Regions from separate parts of the Homo sapiens genome. Here region 2 is linked to region 1. The links are chromatin contacts, found by Hi-C in ENCODE. All regions are on one chromosome and are shown on one strand. The core of a region is the stretch at or near the end of the contact, and the rest is flanking DNA. Distances in the headings are between cores, read along the strand shown.

Region 1 (4,843 bases), core at 829-3,328:
TGCTTAGTTTCTTAATTTCCTTGTCTCTTGTTACTCAGTGGATGCCTGGGACTCCTCCAGGGTTGGGGAGATGTAGAGGGGAGGAGAGGTAAGGAGGAGAAAAGTTCTTTTTGGTCTGATACTGTTGTGAATTGTCATCAGTGCTTTCTGTACTTTGTAAATATTACATGCTGACATTTTCTTGTGGGCATTTTGGAAGACCTTCCCACCTTCTTATTTCTTGGGATTTCTTGATGTAGGTAAATGTATCTCTCTGGGCTGTTAAATTCATTTCCCTCACCCTCAAGGAATCTAGTGATCGACTGTCCTGTGGGTGTCACTTCACCCTTCCAGAAATTCTCTTGGACAAGGTCTAAGACCATCCCCCAGCCAGTTTGCTCAGGTATGGGAAATACTCACATGGGAAATGGACAGTTTTTATTTTGAAAAACTGTGGGTGTGAAAGACCTCCCCAAAGCATCAGTTTGTCTTTGCTCAGCTATTAGAGCAGATATCCAGCCACAAGCCCTTGTATTTCTCAGAACGGATTGGACAGAAGCCTGTCTGGGTCCTAAATCTAGAGGGATGCATACCAAGCTCTCTCAGGGACCCAGGTAAAGTAACTTTCCTTAGACCTGAGATGGGTTGAGACCCACACCACATTGATAATTGTGGCCACATATCCTACTAGAATTCTCTCTGGCCTCTCAACCTTTTTCGTAGACTGAAAGTCATACACTGGTTTCTAGACAGTTGCTTTGCAAGACCTGCTTTGGTGGTCTTGAACCTTACTTTATGATATAGGAGTAACTGGCACTTGTTGCTCAGCCAAAACTGAGCGGTGAAGGATCCCATTTTTACATCCTGTTACACATGCTTCAAAGAAATGGTCAGCACAAAAAAGCCCACTCATAAGACAGTCAGTAAGCATGGTATAGCTCCTGCACATTCAGATCCCTAGAGAATGAAGAGCTGTTTTATCTCTCCAAAGTTTGCTTTTTTCTTGGTATGGTCATCGACGTTCTCCAGATGCCACAGGTTGGAGAGATAAAGGTGAGGGGCTGCCCTCAAGTGGTCTTACAGGCAGAAACTCCTAAAAGTGGATGGAGTGAAAGAACAGGAAAGGACAGTGTAAGAGCTCATTGGAGACACTTCCCAGAAGCCCAGGGGTGAAGGGCAGTGAGTGCTGGAGGCCCGTGTCAGCAGAGGGGCCAAGTGCTACCGAATGTGAATGTGGATGATCATCTTTAATGTGACCCTATGTGTTCTGTATTCCCGGTACGCGGTGCCATATTTTCCTTCAGATAAATTGAACTTAATTAACTCCCATCAGCAACACGACGCTGTCTGAGAAAAGCCATTTTATATGGAAATGTTCGTTGGGTGACGATTATCCAGTATTATTAATAGAATGAGCTCAGGGCCGTGCCCGGAGCGCCGAGGCTGCCCCGGCAGGAGTCGACGCTAACCAGCCTCCCCCATTCAGCGTCGCGAGGCGCGGGTTCCCGCTCCGTGCCAGGTGCAGAGGGCGACACCGGCGACGTGCCACTCCACTCGCCTCCCAAGGCGCCCCCTCAGATGTTTGCGAACGCACACCAAAGCGGGCTCAAGACAATTGCGCCTGAGACGCCGGGCAGGACCCTGCCCTACCCCTCAGGCTCCATTTCCTGTTCCCGCAAATGGTGATGCCATCGCTGCCCTGTCAGCCCCTCTGGGCTGTCGTGGGCCTCCAAGGAGACAAAAACGCGAAGGAGCTTTGTGAACTGTGGCGCGCAGTGCACCTGCATGAAACATGAAATTATGACTAAAAATAAAGAGTACGAGGGGGTAGGAGCGAGAGGCTGAGAGGCCCAGCGAGACAGGAGGCTGCGGGCGGAGACGCTGCGAGCGCCGCCGGGGCGGGCTGACTGGGAGGCGGCTCCGGGGCTGTCGTCCGGCCCCGCCCACCACTGATCCCCAGTGGCCCGAGGGCCCGGCCGCACCCTCTCTCCCGGCCTGCGGGCCGCTTCCCACCACAGACCCCGCCCCGCGCCCTACCCATCACGCGTCCCCGGTCCGGCTCCGGCGCTCACCTACCCCCGGCAGGCGCCGCCCCCGTGCCGTCCCTCCCGGAAGCGCCGGCGGAGCGTCCTCGCATGGAGCGCGAGCCCAGCGCCTCGGAGGCCGCCCCCGCGGCGGCCGCGCTCTTCGCCTGGGTACGTGACTCCGCCCCCGGGCCGGTGCAGGCCCTGAGGGGCGCCGAGATGTGGGAGCTGCTGGCCGCGGCGTGGGCAGTTCAGGGGCTGGGCGGCTGAGGTCCGAGCCGGGCTCTGGGTTGAAGGATCCTGGGCTGGGAGCGGAGGGGGAGCGGAGGAGGAGCGGGCGGGCGGGGAAGGAAGGGTCTTCGCGGTCGACTTAGGGGCCTGCCGGCTGGCGGGGTCAGGGCCGGAGGGGCTGTGGCGCCGCGGGAAGAACCTGCCTCGGGGCAGAGCGTCTGGTTCCGCGAGAGCCCTCCAGCCCGAATAGCGCCTGGAAGACAGCGCGGAGGGCTCGGTGGAGAGGATCGCCCGGTCCCAGAGCTCCGTGGGGCCACCTGTGCCCCCCACACTCCTGATGCCTGGAGGAGGGAGACCCTGTCCCAGCCTGGCGAAAGCATCCTTTAGATGTGAGGCCTGCGGTGTTTGGCCGCGCACAAGGCACAGACCCTGCCTATTTGCTGACACTCTGCTGTGACCGGTTCTTGCATGTGTTGGGGGAGTTGGGCTGCTGTTGGTTTGACGGGAGCATTGGGAGAGACAGGGTCATCTTGATGTGTGTCTGGGAGAGAGGAGGGTTCATGCACAGGAGCGTGGCAGGTGGCCGACCAGCATGCACGGGAACAAGCAGTCGCTGCGTCTTGTGCTTCTTCATAGCACGTATCACAATTGTAATGATGTGTATAATTTATTATTAACGTCAGTCTCTCTGGCTGGAAAGTAAGTGTGGTAAGAGTGGGTGCTGTGCCTGTCTTGTTCACGGTGCCTCTCTTGGTGTCTGGCACATTGTAGGTCCCCAGTAAATACTCGTTGACGAATGAATGAACGAGCATCTGTGTGCCTACCCATGTGCTGGTGTTGGGGAAATACACATGAGTGAAATACACGAGTGAAGGACTTCCAGCTCTTGTGTTGGGGGAGAGCAAAATTATAACCTGTATTGCTGTTAAAATCAGTATTAGTTGTCCAATTTTTAAAGAAGTAATGATCAGTACAAGGCGGCAATTGTTGAATGTGGGGCTGCAATTTGGCAGGAGGGAGAGCATGGCGTGACCTGCGGTAGTCTGGCTGGCTGGGCGTCTTTGAGGTGGCCCGGGAGCTGGGGGTGGAGTTGGGGATTGAATGTGTGCTGTCTCTGGCTTTTTCCAGGCAGGAGACTGGCGTCTGTGTGGACAGAGGAAACAGAAATATTGTTTCAGTACAGACAAAGCCGAATATTAAAGGTTGTAAAATATGTTTAATAGGTTGTTGACACCCTTCTGCTGTGTTTGGAGGACTGGTAGTGTGTTTTTCCTGCTGTATAATCTGAAACTGTGGGGGTGTGTTGGTCGGCTAGGGCTACCATAACAAAATACCACACAACAGAGGCTTAAACAACAGAAATTTATTTTCTCACAGTTCCAGAGGCTAGAAGGCCAAGATCAAGGTGTGAGTAGGTTTGGTTTCTCCCGAGGCCTCTCTCTGGCTTGCAGATGGCCGCCTTCTCACTGTGTCCTCACATGGCTTTTTTCACTGTGTCCTCACATGGCCTTTTCTGTGTGCGTGAGCATCCGTGGTGTCTCTTCTTTTAAGGACACCAGTCATATTGGATTAGGGCCCCACCCTTATGACCTCATTTAACCTTAATTGCCCCTTTAAAGGCCTTCTTTCCAAATACAGTAAGGTACTAAAGGTTAGGGCTTCAACACGTGAATTTTGGGGGAATAAAGTTCGGTTCACAGGAAGGGGATTTACCTTGTTAGGGGTGTGTGTGTGTGTGTGTGTGTGTGTGTGTATGTGTGCATGTGCACGTGTGATATGTCTGGAGTGTTTGTGAGGAAGAAAGGCAAACAACAGTTGTAATAGGTTGTGTTAAATTTCCCTTCGTCTTGCTTTATCCTGGATTTAGGGCCTCTCACAGTGTTACAAAAATTGGTACCGTAATTTGAACCTCAGAGTGCCCATGTGTCATGTTACTTTTCTCCCAGGTGTTCAGCAGCCTTGCACCCCTGGTAATGGGACAGCCACGGAGATCTCAGGGCTGACCAAGAAATCCTGTGCATATATGCTCTATATTCCCCTTCATGCTGAGCAAGTCTTTCATAGGGTCTTACATTCATTCGCCATATAAATATATGTACATCTTCTTTGGGCCAGCACAGTTTCAGATGCAGGGGAAACAGCAGTGAGCAAAGCAGAGTTCCTGCCCTCCTGGAGTTTAGTTTCTGGCAGGGGTGGTGTACAGTAAACAAGTAGTCATATATAATGTAACATCAAGAAGTGGCATGAAGAAAAATAAAGCAGAAAATGAGTGATATGGGGATGCTCTTTTAGATAAAGTCATACAGTTAACCACCTGTCAGGTAAGCTCTGGGCTGCTTCACTGTATGTCCTTTTTTTATTTTTTCTAAGAGACACAGTAAGGTATAGTAAAAGGTGCAGGGCATCAGACTTTTTGCCTACCCAGATATAACTATGGAAAGTTACTTAACCTCTCTGAGCCTTAGTTTCTTCCTCTGTGAAATGGGAGTAATAATGTCCTTCTTAGTTGTTGTGAGGATTAAAGGTGAATGCACAGTATGGAGAGAAGCACTCAGTAATTGGTAGCTAATATTGCCCCCTGTGGGCTTCTGGGACTTATGCCCCTGCTA
Region 2 (4,389 bases), core at 1,749-4,248, 220 kb before region 1:
GAAGTAATGTTTATCTCCACGTATGATTTCAAAGGATTATTTTGTCAAGGGCCAAAATCTGGAAATCAGTGGAAAATGTTCATTTCTACATTTCTCCAGTATGTCACTGGGTTCATTTTTGTCATTTTTTTTCTTTCCAGGGGTTGGGGACATGGGCAGAGCCTATTGGGACATAATGATATCCAATCACCAAAATTCAAACAGATATCTCTATGCTCGGGGAAACTATGATGCTGCCCAAAGAGGACCTGGGGGTGTCTGGGCTGCTAAACTCATCAGGTAACACAGATTCCCGGGGACTCCAGTGAGAGGCCAGCAGTGCCTATCTGTCTTGAGAGTCAGGAGAACCTGTGGCTCTTTCCCCTCCTCCACATACTCCTGGGGTCTGGGTGGCTGGCAGAGCCAGAGCAAGGCTGGTGAAGACATGTCTCCTTTCACCCACAAGGGAAAGTAAGAACTGAGGAGAGGTCTTGAAAGCACACTGTTGCAGGGGCTGGGTGCAGGGGCTCACACCTGTAATTCCAACTCTTTGGGAGGACAAGGTGGGAGGATCTCTTGGGCCCAGGGATTTAAGAGCAGCCTAGGCAACATAGCAAGACTCTTATCTCTACAGAAAATAAAAGAAATTAGCCAGGCGTGGTGGCATGCACCGTAGTCCCAGCTACTCAGGAGGCTGAAGTGGGAGATCCCTTGAACCCAGGAGGTCGAGGCTGCAGTGACCCATGATTGAGCCACTGCACTCCAGCCTGGGCAACAGAATGAGACCCTGTCTCAAAAAAAAAAAAAAAAAAAAAAAAGGGAAAGCACTCTGTTGCAGAGCGCAAGTATCAGTAGACTTAGGCCTTTGCCCAAGAAGATTGATAGTTTTCTTCCCCTTTCCTTGAGTTTTCCAGCCTCCTCTCAGTCATTACTTGGGTGGGAGAAGAGGAGGGAGTTAGCAGGTGGAGCTGTCTCAGGTGAGCAGGTGAGTCAAGAGATTAATCTCCTGTCTCCTTTCTTTGGGTTGCAGCCGTTCCAGGGTCTATCTTCAGGGATTAATAGACTGCTATTTATTTGGAAACAGCAGCACTGTATTGGAGGACTCGAAGTCCAACGAGAAAGCTGAGGAATGGGGCCGGAGTGGCAAAGACCCCGACCGCTTCAGACCTGACGGCCTGCCTAAGAAATACTGAGCTTCCTGCTCCTCTGCTCTCAGGGAAACTGGGCTGTGAGCCACACACTTCTCCCCCCAGACAGGGACACAGGGTCACTGAGCTTTGTGTCCCCAGGAACTGGTATAGGGCACCTAGAGGTGTTCAATAAATGTTTGTCAAATTGAATTTGTTGGTGGAAACTGGGAACATTGAGGCAGACTTTCTGGGAAGAATGGTCATCTGAGGCCATATGGAAGATAAACAGCACCATGGCAGATGAGCCTGTGACTGAGGGGGACCAAGGACTCCCAGCTGGCCTGTAACTATGCAGGCTCCTCACATGACCCAAGCCAAGCTTCTCTGGTCATTTTCGGCCCCAGCTTCCCCTCCTGAGTAAGCCTAAGCCGGCAAAGCACTGACCATCATCCTGGGCTTCTGAGTGGCTGGAGTCATGGCTCTGGCACAGCCCTGGGCAGTCTTCCATCAGTCTCCTCTGTATCTCAGATTGGACTTCTACCCCCAAATTCCCACTTCTTCTTCAGGGCCTCACAGTTTATTTTGTTGCAGTTTCCAGGCCTCTCTGTATACAGACTTTGTACTGCCCAATTCATTGCATCCTGTCCACTCTCTGCCTCTAGGCCTTGTCCCCCAGTGAGCTCTTTCCTTATGGAGAAGGTACATTGTGGGCTGAGTGTGGTGGCTTATGCCTGTAATCCTAGCCTTTTGGGAAGCTGAGGCAGGAGGATCGCTTGAGCCCAGGAGTTCAAGACCAGCTAGGCAACATAGTGAAACCTCATCTTTACTAAAAACCAAAAAAATTAGCCAGACATGATGGCATGTGCCTGTATTCCCAGCTACTTGGGAGGCTGAGGCTAGAGTACTGCTTGAGCCCAGGAGGTCAAGGCTGTAGTAAGCTATGATCACTCCATTGTACTCCAGCTTGTATGACAGAGTGAGACCCTGTCTCAATAAAAACAAGGTACATTGCTTAGAGAAGCCTAATCCTAGGAGTTCTATCCTAGAAACTGCTATCTTGGACTCTGGTTTCTTTCTTTCTTTCTTTTTTTTTTTTTTTTTTTGAGACAGAGTCTTTCTCTGTTGCCCAAGCTGGAGTGCAGTGGCACGATCTCAGCTCACTGCAAACTCTGCCTCCTGGGTTCAAGCAATTATCACACCTCAGCCTCTGGAGTAGCTGGGACCACAGGTGCGCACCACCATGCCCGGCTAATTTTTGTGTTTTTAGTAGAGATGGGGTTTCGCCATGTTGGCCAGGCTGGTGTCAAACTCCTGGCCTCAAATGATCTGCTGCCTTGGCCTCCCAAAGTGCTGGGATTACAGGCCTGAGCCCCTCTGCCTGGCCGACTCTGATTTATCTCTTATCAACACCCGTGCCTCCCCTGACTCAATTTTTAATTTGTCCCGCTCATTTTACCTAAGGAATGACTCTCCTGTTGGTTTTCCTTATCTTTATTCTCTTTTTTTTTTTTTTTTTTTTTTTTTTTTTTGACAAAATCTCCCTTTGTCAAACAAGCTGGAGTGCAATGGGGTGATCTCGGGTTACTCAACCTCCGCCTCCCGGGTTCAGGGGATTTTTTCACCTCACCCTTCCGAGCAGCTGGGATTACAGGCATGGGCCACCACACCTGGCTAATTTTTGGGTTTTTAATAAAAAAGGGGGTTCACCATGTTGGCCGGGCTGGGCTAACTCATGGGCTCAACTGGCCAAGGGTCTGAAAATGTAGGCCTGAACCACTGCACCTGGCCGGCATTTCGTTGGCTTTTAGTTCAAATAAAATTCTACTTCCTGTCCTAAAGGGGAAGTGAGATATGTAGATAGACAACACAGTTTAGTAAGAGCCTCAACAGAAGCACACACTGGTGGCAATCCAAATTTTGCTGGGGTATGGGAAGTCAGCAAATAGTAATTAGAATAGCTGCCATTTTTAATTGCAATTGCAAGACTGTGCCCTACAGTTTAAATACTTTATCTGATTTAAGCTGCAGAGAAGGCTTTGATGTTCTCAGCTGGATAAACTGAGGTTTAGAGAGGTTTGTGTTTAGGACCTTCTCCAAGGTCACATATGTAACAGGTGCAGAGCCAGGACTGCAGGCTGGTTTGTCTGACTTCAGAACCTGTGATACACTGAACAAGGCCAAGAGGTTCAGCAGTGGAGACCCCTTTCTTCTTCGTGGATCTCCAGCACTTGGTTTAAATGGCCAGGTGAGCCCTTATGCTTGGGGAAATGTCTGACTTGTTTGAGAACAGGCACCATATCTTGTTCATCACTGCATGCTTAATGCCTAGCAGGGTCCAGGCACTCAGTAGTTGCTTTCTGAATTAGATTATCCCATTGAAAACCTACACTTCAACCCACATTACTCTTCACTCTTGCACATTGTCTTCTTCCTCTTAATAAGTCAAACTTGTTGAAAGTATTGCCCATCTACACACCTTCTGATTCTTCACTTCTGATCATATGTTAACCCACTCCAGCCTGGTTTCTGTCCCCACAACTTCAGCAAAATACCTTTGTCACCACTGACCTCCATGCTGCCAAAAACAATGAACATCTCTCTTTTCTCATATCAGTAGCTCTGTGAGCAACATTCAACGCAGTTGCCTTCCCCTTCCTTCCTGATATATTTGGTCTCTTGGCTTCATAATACTACTCTTTCCTTCATCAGCTCTAAGTAGCATAATATTACCCTCTACCTCAATTCTCCTTTATTTCCTTAGCTGGGACTTTTTTTATCTCCCCAAACTCTGTGTTCTTCAGACTTGGCTCTGGGCCCCCATTCTTTATTTCTCTATGCTCTCTTTCACAAGTCTAAATAGTACTTATATGTGGATGGCTTTTAAAATTATATCTCCCCCTGCAAAACTCATTTCTGAGCTCCATGCTTGTACATCCAACTGGCTACTTGACATATCTACATAGCTGGCTTCCAGATATCTCAAACTTAACGTGTCCCAAAATGAACTCGGGTTTTCCCGTCAGAACTCTTCACACTCCAGGTTTCTCCATTTCAGTTAATGACATGGCCATTCTCTCTGTTCCTCACACCAGTTAGGGGAATGTGTTGATGCTTCCCTTCACTTTACCCCCACATTCAATCCGCTGGATGTGAACTTCCAAAGTTCATCTCTAATCCATTGACTTCCTCTCATTTACACCCTCATGCTCCTGGCTACATCATTTCTCATCTGGGGTACTGCGGTAGCCATCTAACTAGTCTCCCCATTTTATTTTATTTT

Evidence for each region. A loop is a pair of places that touch in the nucleus more often than their neighbours do. Pooled maps may share reads with other maps.
Region 2: a loop to region 1 is called in a pooled map, with 4 times the contacts of the local background. The contact joins the enhancer-like site here to the promoter of SERGEF in region 1. A Hi-C loop is called at or near these places in 8 of 37 single-sample maps with no recorded cell type and 4 of 50 pooled maps.

The regions. Positions count from the first base shown.
Region 1 is chr11:18,010,282-18,015,124 of GRCh38, reverse strand. SERGEF (secretion regulating guanine nucleotide exchange factor) reads left to right here and starts at 2,078. Exons shown (of 11, transcript NM_012139.4): 1 at 2,078-2,174. The coding sequence starts at 2,115. RefSeq lists enhancers at 1,361-1,410, 2,769-3,285, 3,286-3,803 and silencers at 1,791-2,410, 4,762-4,821.
Region 2 is chr11:18,228,285-18,232,673 of GRCh38, reverse strand. It overlaps SAA2-SAA4 (SAA2-SAA4 readthrough), which reads left to right. Exons shown (of 6, transcript NM_001199744.2): 5 at 141-279; 6 at 1,010-1,319. The coding sequence ends at 1,172. SAA4 (serum amyloid A4, constitutive) reads left to right here. Exons shown (of 4, transcript NM_006512.4): 3 at 141-279; 4 at 1,010-1,319. The coding sequence ends at 1,172. Among named protein-coding and RNA genes, the nearest start is that of SAA4, 6.3 kb to the left of the region's middle. RefSeq lists a silencer at 3,244-3,293. Within about 2 kb of position 2,998, at least 2 of the 41 ENCODE cell types and tissues checked have a DNase peak (open chromatin) inside an H3K27ac peak, as active enhancers do.